Regions from separate parts of the Mus musculus genome. Here region 2 is linked to region 1. The links are chromatin contacts, found by Hi-C in ENCODE. All regions are on one chromosome and are shown on one strand. Each heading gives the region's core, a stretch centred on a gene start or an enhancer-like site at or near the end of the contact. The rest is flanking DNA. Distances are from core to core; before and after follow the strand shown.

Region 1 (6,171 bases), core at 2,563-5,062:
GTAAACAGAGGTGGCGTCAACTTCTCTCTCTTAAGCACTGAGCAGACCCATGCTGGGAGGAGTGCTGGCCTCTGGAGTGTGTTTATAGACCAAGAACTTCACTCTGCCAAGAATTCCTTCATCTGAGGATACAACCCTGCTGTACCTTCCCACTTCCCCCTAAGCTGAAGCCAAAAAACATCCCTTCTTGAGCCGACCCCTTTCAGTTGGGAGTCCATGCTCACATTCCTACAGGACATACTACTCCCTGATAGGTGCCACTTAACCTAGAGCAGGTTTTAACTTCATAGATGGAATTACTTTTCCAAAAGTTGTTTAAAAAAAAAAAGGGATTTCATATCCTTCCCTGCTACTTTATATTTAACACCATAACTCTTTTCCAATGCTTGTTGAGTAAGTCTTCGTTATGTTTGGATTTTTTTTTTTTTACTGACATAAGCATTACACATATTGATAGGTACCATGTGATGTTTTAGTGCATGCATACATTGTATAATGTTCAAGTCAGGATAAACGTTCTTCTCAAATAATTAATCTTTGTGGTAGGCATTTAAAAATACGAAATGCTTCATGAATAGTATAGAGACATGGAGCTTGTCTATTTTAACATCTGTATCTCAGTACCTAAAAGAGGTTGGATAGGTAGTTTGTACTCACTTAAATATGTGTTGAATGAGGCAGCATTGGGTAGGTGAATAGATTTTGAATTTATGGAGTTAAGTTCTTAAGTGTACAGTGTTTCTATTTAATATGATGATAAATATTCCTTAGTGTCTCGTTTGGTTTTAAAACATTGACTCTTTGAGAGCTCAATACCCATGAGTGACAGACTTTTGGGCCATAACCTTGAGTTTCCTTTTCCAGTTCAGTGTTCTTAAACTAATATTTTTAGGGTTGATGGAAAATGGAAACCTCTAAAGTGACAAGTTATTTATATGGTTTCTTGTACCCAGGCTTCTGCCTGATTTATGATGTAATAGAAAAAGTAGAAATTGAAATGAGAAGGTTGAAAAGAAACAGTTTAAATTGCTAAGGAGGACTTGAAAGACACAGTTTATCGCTGTCTTTTTGGAATTTTATTTTGTAGATTGTGCATACATACAAGATATCTTCTAAAAGTAAAAATAGAAATTGCATGGCTGTATCTGTGCTTTTGAAATGTAGTTTGCAGCTCAGGTCTTTGGTTCTCATTTGGCAGGGTGAAACATTTTGGTAGTGGAAAATTCCTTTTCTGTGTTGTATGGGTCTTTGGTGCAGAATCCAAGTCACCTTAAAGAACTGGAAAGAGACTTAGTAATGTCCAGGTGCTTCCTTGAGCACTGTGAGAGGATACTATAAAATCCAAGGAAGGACACTTTCCTATGGGACACTTATTGAACACTGGGTGCCAGTTCTTTAGCTTTAATGAATGGAATCATTGAGTAAAATAAGTAGCTTTCCTTATTTATTTTAAATGGAATTATTTACAGATCCCTAAAACATAGTTTTAAAAATAAATCTCATAGGAATCAAAGTACAAATCAATTAATCATTTTGTTACTGTTTTGTTGTTGTTGTTGTTGTTGTTGTTGTTGTTGTTGTTAGAAGGTGGGTGATTTAAACAACCACTTCCTGCCACTATCCTGAGTAGTGACCAAGCATTACTTTTATACTGAAGATTCGTTTTTCTGAGGAAGAGGATCCCATGCTAACTGTAACTCACTTAAGAAACAGACAGCATTTCTGTGCCCCTGTAGCAAGCCAGTGCTCTCAGTACCTGGAGAGGCTAAGACTCCTTTGCCTCAGGGTTTTTCCTGTTCTTGTTTTGTCTCCTAACTTGAGGATTTCCTTCATTACCTTAAATTGATTTTCTCAAGGATTCCCTGTGACATTTCTCCCTGGCTGCACTGGTATCAGCACTGTTCACCTGAGGCCATTCTGAAGTCTGACTTGCATGAGTCCAGACCTATGATAGCCATCATGAGCAACATCCATGCCTGTCTTGCCTCAATCTCCTCAGATGAGGCATGTTTGAGAGGGGAATGCTGGGCAAGTTGAGAAAAAAAATAGGGAAGTGGCTCTAAATTGGGGATAAAGAGACTCTTAGGGTTTTGCTCCACACAAGGATCAAGTGCACAGGGGCTAGGATCAAGAACCCAGAACAAGTGGGCCCTGGGTGGTGAGTGAGCAGCTCTGAGAGAGGAAGGTAACATAAGGCTAGAGCAGGGTTCTGTCTTTGAAGTCTGAGCATGGAACATTGCTTAATTCTAGCAGAGGCCTGCCTAAATAAAGCAATAAGACTGGGACCTTAATTGCCCATGTTTGAAGGTATCTTAAAGTCTTAAGTTTAAAATTGCTTTTTTATTGTTTTTTTTTTAATGTAGGAACTGTTAGAGCCATGTGTGGTTGTACATGCCTATATTCCAAAGACTTGGAAACTGAAATAGATAGCCAGAGCATGTCTCAAAAAAACAAAGCAAAAGTAGTCATATTGGTGTGTAGCCATTACCCAGGTCTAGCCACAGAACTCTTCTCCAGGTGCAACTCTAAACCCATAAATGCCAGCCCTTATCCTCTCCCCCTAGACTCTGGCCACCTCAAACCCTCCCTTCTCTTTCTTTCTAGATATGTGTAGTCTTTTTCATTTGTACACATATATTTCAAGATCCCTAAAAGCTATAGATGCTTGTGTTTCAAGTACAAAATGGTGTTGGGTTTGCTTATAAAATAGGAACACTTTATATATGTTACTACTTGATTATTTATAACACCTAATTCTATAGAACTATAGGCTATAGGCTATACTGCATTGCTTTAGAAGGATGGCAAAAATCATCTGCAGATATTTAATGTACGTGTATAGATTTTTCCCCCAAATGTTTTTGCTCTGTGGTTACTTGAATCCATGGACATATGAAATCTTAAAGGAAACTAATAGTACCTTCATTTATTTTTTTAACATCTTTCACTTAGTTATTAAATATGCTTAATAATAAAATATTAGTGAATTAGTGCTTCCCTTTGTAACATTTCTCACATGTTTAATTGATTGATTTCTGCCCCCTCAGATTGGAGTGTGAACAATGACAGTTGTTCAATACCAACAACTGTTTTTTATAGTGAAGTATTGTTCCCTAGGTCATTGTTTTTAGCTTCAAGTGTACTTTAAAAGAGTGTTGATAATCATTTCTGTCTTTAAGCCTTTTTACCAATTGCCACAAAATGACCAATCAGAAAACAAACAAAGTAGCATATATACTGATTTGTAACTGAGTTTTTAAAAGACTTTACAAAAACAGAAGGTGCTTAAAGAAGAAGATCCTCTTATTAGGATGACAAAAGGTAACATGTTCAGTTAACAAAGTGCTGTCACCAATTCTGGTCACACACTTAATCAGAAAGACCAAATACGTGCTGTGTGTCTGTATCTGACTCAAGTCCAGGAAAACGGCAGCAAAAACATGGTCCAAAATTAAGTACCAGAAATTTCTCAGGTAGACATGCTTTTTAATTCTTCCTTCCCTGTCATTAAGTCACATAGACACACAAGCTTGCCTATAGCTCTTCATTTCCCAAGAGATGTACAGCCAGGGCAAACAAGGAAGGTGGTGAGTGTTCCTGGGGGGCGTGGAGGGGGGCTTACTGTGAAGATTGGGCCACCACAATGGATACATCACATGCATAATGCAAATGTCTTTAAGACAAAATAATGTAGCGAAGAAAACCCAGAACCACCGTTAAGCTCCAGTTCACGTAGAAAAGACACTAGATGGTGCTATGAACCAAGAAGTGTGTTATTTGCTAAGGTACTAAGGTACGCACGCCCGCATGCCCGGGCGGGGAGAGCCTCCTCTGCTTGTACCTCTCCCCTCTCCGTACCCTTTCCAGATCAGCACACCTCACTTGACTTGGGGGAGATATTTGCCAGTCATGGCTTATGAGCCAAATAAGAATTTATTTAACTAAATTTATATGTATTTCCAATATTTCCAAACAGAACTAGCCTTGAGTTTGTTAATGACAGTGAAGCAAGAAGAGATGTGAATTTTAGATCAGATGACCTCAAATATTTGGGGCAAAGTCCATGCCCAGTTGCAACTTGGCTCTTTATGGAAGGGAGACAGCTACTAAGAGTTTTATTTGGCAGCCATGTTTGTTCAGGAAACACATTCTTACAAATTCATTGGAGGTGAAATTGCCTTTATGAAGCCATTTTTCTTTTCTTTCCTAGCATTCTTTCTGAAGAGGTACCCTTGTGGAACTTGTTTCATCAGAGCATATCAGTCTGTCTCCTTCTTCCACTTCTGTTCACTGGAAGAAAGCCTTTTCCAAATGGTTTATGATAGCTCTGCTCAGGTTCACGGGAGTACAAAACAGTTTAGCAGTTAGCCACACGGGTAGAAAAGACACACAAGGTCCTCACTGAGAAAAATATAAGCTTGTAGAACATTTACAAGAACTGAAAGTGAGGCTGGTAAGATAGGTCAGCGGGGAAAGACACCTCCAAGCTTGACAACCTGAGTTTAATCCCAGACCCACATTGTAATTAGAAGGAGAAAATCAACCTAGACGTTGTCCTCTATCCAGCACCCAACTGCTGTGATTCATGCCTTGCCATAAGTAAATATTATAATTTTCTAAAAAAAAATCTAATATAATTTTATTATATCTAACTCCAGTACTTAAAAAATAAAATTAGTGTAGACCCTTAAGAATCAGCTGTTTAAACATAATTTAGAAGATTTCATTTTTAGTCTACATTTGAATTTTAGGAACTTCAAGTAAAGTCTTATCAGTAATTGTAAAAAAAAAAAAAATCCGAACATATAACTTAGTAATTGTCCTCATAGGACATATTAAAGTTGGTTTTTGAGTAAACCATTGTAGAACTTTGAGGCTTTACTTTCATTTTGACAGCTCTGAAAAGCTTAAAGATTTGGAGGATCTGAGCATAGCAGCTATATTTGATTAGTGAAGACCGTAACCTGGTAATTGGATGTTCTCAGATTAGCCTGGTATCCTTTCAAAGACCACCCAGTACAGTATATTCAGATGAAGAAATTACCCACTCCAGAGGAGAGGACAGCAATCTGAACGTGTTGTCTCTTCTAGAATCTACCTGCTTTATATGAATAATATTTGAATAGTATCAGAATTGCTTTGGCTTTGGCTTTACTACAGAGAACCAACCCAGGAATTTACCTGTTCCCCAAAAAAGAAATAGGACAGGAGACACCAGGGACTGCCACCAGGGGTCGGCACAGCCAAAGACTACAGCAAGCCCAGGGAAAAATAGCCATGAATGATAATCTGCCAGCACGAACCAAGCCATTTCATTTTCTCAGAGGCTGGGAGCGCTGTCGGACCAGGAACTGTGTTGCCAGTGGGTTTCTCTAGGAATAGAGCAGTAGAAATAGGGAGGGCTCGGTGTCTTACAAGGCTCTTTTCTGTCTAAACGCTTAGGAAGTAGCTCTGCATGGAGCAAAACTTGGTTCTTTTAGTCAGTGAATGGACCTCTCTCTCTCTCTCTCACACACACACACACTCTTTAGTATAGTGAACTTTGCGTTTCACCCTGTGTTGCTTCCAAAATGATCTGTCATCATAGAAATGCTTACTTTTGAGTAGAAGCATGGGTAATTCTTAATGGTTCATTGTTAACAAAATAATTGTTTGGGGGACAAAATAATTTAAATATGTTAATTAACCCTGAATGTAGATGTGTCAGGCACAGATTCTGGAACTGTCCTGTCAGTGCCAGACTTATGAACTCTAATGTAACTTCTGTTCCCACTGAGGTCTTCTCCTTAGCCATCCTCTGGTTCCCTCCTTTCATAAGTGAACTAAATGCTGCTCCACTACTATATCTGGTGAGGCCTTTAAGAGGCATGTCCCTTCGGAAGACAGCAGAACCTGAAAGTGTAACCCCTACCCGCCCTACTAGAGTCTTAGATCCTTGTTACCTAGGCAACCCCTAGCTGGGCAAGTGCTCTGCTTTGACCCTCAGCAATTCCCTTTGTGATACTTAGTTTTTTGGTCATTATTAATTACCAGTTCATCAGTTCATCACTTTTGTCCATTTAGTACCTGACTATAGGGTTAATATGTGACTACTCAGAACCTTTGCTGTATCAAGATCCTCTTTCCCCTCCTTGCTTTATCTATATACAGGTCCTTGACTTCATTACCAAT
Region 2 (6,444 bases), core at 3,296-5,795, 290 kb after region 1:
ACCCCAACAGGAGATGGAAGGAACACAGCCTAACTCTAGCCAAGCAAGCAGAACAAGAAGCCAAACCATGTGACACTCACCAACAGACTTGTGCCTCCCCAAGGCCAAACGAGAGCTGTCTCTCTCTGCCACACAAATCTAGACTTGCTCTGAGTCCCCTCTGAGTGGCCACTTGGGAAGGACCCTGATCCCTGGATGAGCCGCAGATTCCTCTTCCTCTTCCTCTTCCCCCAAGCTCCCAGTCCGGCCTTCACACACCACTGGGGTTCAGAGAAAGGTAGAACCAGTCTCCAAGTATGCAAAGAAGGAGGGAAGCTAGTTTTCTCTCAGGGAAGCACACACAGGAAGGGAGCCTGTGCTTCCTGTCTTAACCAAAATGAGTTCAGAAATCATTCGGATGTCTGATTTGTCAGACATAGAGTAGGAAGGGGTGTTCTTTTTGTCAACAGGAATTATGACTTCACCCTGGCAGGACATGGTCTTGGGAGACAACCAGCCCTGCTAGGCCTACAAAGAAGACCAACAGCCTCCATGCCTGAGACTTGGCTTTTTCACACCTCCTTTTTTTTTTTTTTTTTTTACTTAAAAAAACAAAATCAAAAATCAAAACATTTATCACCAGCTGATTGGCTGAAGATACCTTGGCATCCATTTATTTATTACAGTCTAACATGAAAATGGGAAATGTCAGTGAAATAATTTGCCAGTTGTCTTTAGACTGTGCCTCAGCTAGCTGTGTCCCTTTGAGACTTTCCCATGAAGAAATAGAAAGATATCCCTCAAAGCAGGGCAGATACCCATTTCTCCCTTTAGAAATATTTTGCAAATCATATTTTTGTTGGCTGATATAGTTCACTTATAACATGTAGTAGTACTGTGTGTAAATATGCTTACAAATGTCTTAAAATAATTATTATAGTATCATCCAGCTGCTAGGGGCTATATCAAACAAACACTACTGAAGAAAGAGCACTGAAATTCTAAGAACAGAAGCATATATTCCAGCAATGGGACAAAGTACTCTGAGGTTTAAAGTCATTTATTAATTAACAGGAATGTGAGGAAGCTGTGGTTTATATGAAGAGCCAGTGTGAACATTTCATCAGCACCACTGCAATCCATCCTAAAACCTAGATTTTTTTTTTGTTTTAAAAAGTACACCCCCGCTAAAGGCAAAAACCAAGCTCTCTGTCAAGATGTGAAATGATTTCTGTTTCTCTCCCTGTATCCCCGGGAGGGATCACTTGTGGTCACATGTCGTGTGTTTTCCTGTGAAATGTAAGAATCACGTAGCAGGCCTAGGACATGAAGTAAGCTCACAAAGCTCCAAGAGAGAAAGCAGCCCTGTTCACAGGTTTCTAGGCAGGGAAGGAGCTACAGCTAAAAACAGGAACCACAGTGTCCCAAGATATTTGTCTGTCTTAAAAACAGGCATCGGCAGCTAATGGTTTCCCAAGAACTCAGAGGCTCTTGGTGTGCCTTTGGAGGCTGAAATCACATCCCATTTTCCTTAGAACAGGGCAAGTACCACTTATTTTATAGACAGACTGTTTTGAAATGTCAAATATTTCAGGGGACATAATGCTCTTCCCGCTAACATTGATGAATCTTGGCTAACTGCAGTGTCAATACATGAGTGTGCAAAATTTGGTAACTACTCAAAACTATATGATATTATAAAACTAACATTATCTATGCCCCAATATGCCATTACAGAGAAGCCATTTTATTTTATATTTTTAAAAAAGTAAAAAGTAAATAAGATGAAGGAAATTAGTCCCCCATCTTAGGTGTATTTAATGCTAAAACCTCTCTCGTTGCTGCTTTCAAACCTCTCTTACAGCACACAATGTGTGTGATCTGTGTATGTGCAAGCAGGCGTGTGCACATATGTACACATGTAATTTATTGCCTATACAAATTAATATAAATAATCTGGATCTATCTATCTATCTACGTATCTATCTATCTATCTATCTATCTATCTATCTATCTATGAGCCTGTCGGATTTCAGAAGTTCTGACATTCTTCTGAACAATGTGCTATTATATTCACTAAATATGAAACACAGAATTCAAATCAAGGAAAAAAACTCCCTCAAACTAAAGAAACATCATTCTTACACCCAGTCTCTAGTGAAGTCAAGAGAATACCAGGGGCCTATGGCTTTGCTGGGTTTTAAATCTTTGGGGCAATAAATTAACTGTGATCTTAATTTTTCGGCAATGGTGATGCTATAAGAACAACCACCATTTGCTTTCGCTTTAGGAGATGGTACACAAACTTCTCAAAAGAGTCAAACATCACAGTCATCCACACTTTTATTAGCAGCCTCTGTCTGCTTGTGAGGCCACCATGGTGGGCTAGCACTGTTGTTATGGCTTCTACACTTGTGGAGAAATTTGGGGTTTGGCCCTTCAGTTAAACCACCAATGAATTAAACAAACAAGTTCTTTGGAATTTCTTAACTCTAGGTTTCAACAGTCACCATGAACAAAACACCGAAAGCCACCAGACTCGAAACATTTTGGCCATCAGCTCTAGTGCATCGTCTGTCCGGGAAAAATATTTTATTCTACGATAAAAAAGGAACAGCCATGTATGCTTGTGGGGAAAGTTGAAATTATTCATGTTTTATCAAAAGAATTGCATCATCAGTGAAGTGCCCCACTGTCATTTACATGGATGTGGCTACATTATGTCCTCAACATGTTCTGTGTACCTTAGGGTGCTGATCCGAGTAAGCAGATGAATCTTTGTCACGGATATCTGTCCCCGTTTAAATTTTGAGTCATATACCAAGGAATCTGATTTGTCACTGAAACAATTTGGACACCTACTAACATATTATGAATAATGTTTTAATTGTTACTTTGAAAATTCCATAAAAAAGAATGAGTTCAATCTCATAGAACAAATATCTTCAAACAAAGAAACTGAAGCAGGCTCTGGGATTTTCTTACTGACTTCACCCCCCTCTCAATTCAGAACCCCAAACGAACCAATTCTTAAAAGCATTTCAATGTCTATGAAAAAATATTTTATATATATATATATATATATATATATATATATATACATACATATATTATACGTTTTCGACATTAAAAAAAAAAATTCTTCTACAGGTAGGTTGGACCAGTAAAGGGCTATTTCCCTAACACCAGTTTGGTTCTGTAAGTTTAAAACAAGGCAGCTCAAAGATGAAATAGGTTGTCTGCAGCAGGGAGAGAAATTACGTGTGGGTTACTTGAGCAAAATAGCACATTAAAATTCAATCTGGGTGGGCTCCTGCCCGAAAGAAAACAGAAAATATTTCTGGCTCAGACCTTTTGAATTGATGCCCCTTTGGGTCACCAGATGCCATATCCTGCACTTCCAAATTAGAAGGAAATCGAAGGCTCATAAGATACCTTGGGAATCACCAGTGATGCTTAGCAATTTTAAAAAGCACATTTCAAATAATGTGCAAGCGTCCTGATGCCTATTTGATAACAGGGTCTCCTTGCGATAGTCTCATGACCTGTGATCAGACAGTGCGATGAGAAAAAGTATGTGTTTCAATACTCAGATCATTTTTGTTTTGCACAAAGCAAACTCAGACAGGATCTTATCAGTAAAGCAAATAGCTCTCGCATCGAAAATAAGGAAAGTCTTTACTCATGAGTTTGAAAACGCTGGCTTCCGTAATCTCGATAGATATGTCGATATAAACCTAAACATAAAAGCAGGACATTCTCTTCGTGGGACCCCGGGCTACTCAGAAGTGCCTCAACTGGCCTGGTCTGCACCTGCAGCCCCAGCCTAAAAAGGCAGAGGCTTTGACCTAAGTCAACGCTCTCACAGTCCTCAGAAAGAAAAAGATAGACGTGAGCGACACGGACACTATGGATTTCGAATGACTTTCCTTTCTTTCCTATTCCTAATTGAAAAAAACAAAAACAAAAATCCACCAGTTATCCCAAGTTTTTCTACTGAAATTTAATTCGAAAACACTCACGTGGATTTGTGCGCCGCGCTTTGGGGGCCAAGAATGATCCTGGGGCGCGAAGAGCAGCCGGGGATCTGGGGGCTCCTGCACCCCGCGGGACCTACCGGGTCTCCGGCAGCCGCGGCCGAGCGTCCCGGGATGGGCTGTACTGCGCCGGGCTGCCCCTGTCCCCGGCCCGGGCGCGGCCGCGCAGGCACTTGTTAGAGTGCCCTGCTAAGTTGGCTGCGGAGCAATTCCCAGCTTTCTTTCACAATGACTTCCTCAAGTTGCTCACTCGCATTGTTCCCCATTTCTCGCCACACTCCCCGCCCCCCGCGGGCTCCGACCCGGCTCCGAGCCCCTGGCAGCCCGGCTGTCCCGCACGACAGCGCCGCCCCGCTGCCGGGGCACCTGGCCCGGGCTCACCGCGCCGCCACCTGCGGCAGCCCGGAGCGCGCGCCCCTCGCCCCGCACCGTGCAAACTTTGGGTTGGCGCTTGCGACTCGCCTCCCGCTCGGCTTGTCCCACAGCCCACCCGGCCTGCGCGCACGGCACGCGGCTTCGGGACCCTGACGGGGACACTGAGCGGGTCAGAGGGAGGCACCCTCCCGTCCCGCGCCCGCCCTCGGGTCCCGCCTTCAGACGGCAACTCCGCGACCCGCCGGGCCGCGCACACAAAGTTTGCAGCCGCACGGGGCTCGGGCCCGGCCGCCGAGGGTAGCCGGGCGGCGGCGGGCACCGGCCGTACCTGCTGGCGCCGCCGGCGGCTGCAGCCCGCTCGCCCGCGCCGGGCCCGCTCGGCGCGCCGCCGCCACCCCCGCGCGCAGCGCGCCCGGGCCCTCCCCTTGGCGCCAAGCTTCCTCATTCCAGCGCAGCATCACGCCGCTGCCCCGCGCGGGATGCGGCGGCCCGCGCTTTGCCCGCGGGCCGGTCCGGCTCAACCGCGCCACTGCGGGACCCGCGCTCGACCCGCAGGGGTGCGGCACGTGCGGGGCCGGCGGGGAGGGGGAGGGGCCTCCCTGCCGCAGCGCCACGCGCGGGACAGCCGGGACAGCCGGGCGGTCGGGACACAGGCTCACTCGCCCAGTCGGGGAACACGGGACACTGTAAGGCACTTTCCCCGGTGTCTAAGAGCAACCGCTGCAAGCGCACAGCCGAGTCCCTGAAACTGGGACCCGTGGGCTCCCACGTTCGGGCTCAGACCCCAAGGTACTGATGCCCACCCTAGGGGGTGGGAAAAGTTGATCCTGTGCGAGTGAGGAGAAGGTGCAGTTCATTTTCCCAGACAACCAATGGAATACCTCTCGCGTCTCTTCCCTCCCACCTGCTCACAGAAGAAGTTAGGATGGCGCCTTCCATCCCGGCCTGTGTGCACACGCCAGCGTGGAAGGGGTCTATGGACAGAGGTGGGAGCAAGGCAATCCTACACCATGCTCCACGGCGCCGCAGACCTCTCCCTGGCGTGTCAGGCACGGAGTGCCTGCGTAGAGACAGGACTGCAGCCTCTGATGGTGCTCACACTCTACAAAGAGCCCATCGTCTTTCTGATTAGCTGGGCCACACCCGAAGGGGGCCAGACAGGCGTTAACCCTGAGCACAGAGGGAGAATCTTTAATTCCATACACACTGCCTGGTGTCCCTGCCTGGGTAGGGTGGGGGTGGCGGTGGCCTTGCCTCACCACTTTTCAAAACCACTTAGAAAGGCACAAAATAAAACTCTGGAGTACCCTTGAGAGGAGTGCAGGCAGCTATAGTGTTTGGGAGGAAGGCTCTGGGCCTCAAAGGGATAGGTTGTGCTGGTGGAAAGGAAGACACAGGCTTCCCAGGTGGCAGGAGGAGTGAGCCACAGGGACAGGCAGAAAATGTGACTCCAGGGCAGCTGAGCGTGGTCGGGGACACAGCTGTCCAGATAGTTGTGGCCTGGCTGCCATAACAGGACCCATGCACCTCGATGACATGCTTGGCCTCTACTATTCTTGAGAGAAGGCCTTTCAACACATAAAGTTTTCTTGGACGGTTTAGGCAACATCTACCAGTTTGTTTTTGGAGATGTGCCACGGTACAGAGATCCTAAGCCAAGTCAACTTATGGGTCAAGCCCAGGGAGGCCAGACTTGTAAACTGCCCTCTGGTCTTACTTCAAGCTCTCCCTTTTCCTTTGTGATCTTTTTTGTGTGTTCCAAACTCTGGCTGTCTTCCTTGTGTCTAGGAGTTGCCTGTAGAGGATTTGCTGAGGCTGTAACCATAAACTGCAAGGTGCAAGGTGATCGAGGCTAGACTGGTGGTAAGGAAGGGATCTTGGACATCTCCAGTTCTTAGATGCTCAAGCACCCTTAGACATCAGACATCCCTTGAAATGCTTGCCTAGTCCTAGGGAATGGAGTCAGACGTGGTCATCCCTGCAAGGTGTGTTCTTCTAAGTCTACAGGTCCAGATACCCTGGGCTTTCTGATATCATCTTAGGCCTTGCATCT

What was found. Hi-C counts contacts between places; a loop is a spot of excess contacts on that map.
Region 2: a loop to region 1 is called in a map of gastrocnemius, with 8 times the contacts of the local background. The contact joins the promoter of Ikzf1 here to the enhancer-like site in region 1. A Hi-C loop is called at or near these places in 2 of 37 maps with a recorded cell type or tissue (gastrocnemius and v-Abl transformed pro-B cells).

What each region holds. Positions count from the first base shown.
Region 1 is chr11:11,972,672-11,978,842 of GRCm38, reverse strand. The region is part of intron 2 of Grb10 (growth factor receptor bound protein 10); the gene reads left to right. Among named protein-coding and RNA genes, the nearest start is that of Grb10, 62 kb to the left of the region's middle. Within about 2 kb of position 3,812, at least 1 of the 3 ENCODE cell types and tissues checked has a DNase peak (open chromatin) inside an H3K27ac peak, as active enhancers do; it is gastrocnemius, where a contact is called at or near this core.
Region 2 is chr11:11,684,026-11,690,469 of GRCm38, reverse strand. Ikzf1 (IKAROS family zinc finger 1) reads right to left here and starts at 4,545. Exons shown (of 8, transcript NM_001025597.2): 1 at 4,002-4,545. Gm11999 (predicted gene 11999) reads left to right here and starts at 4,835. Exons shown (of 4, transcript NR_166812.1): 1 at 4,835-5,180.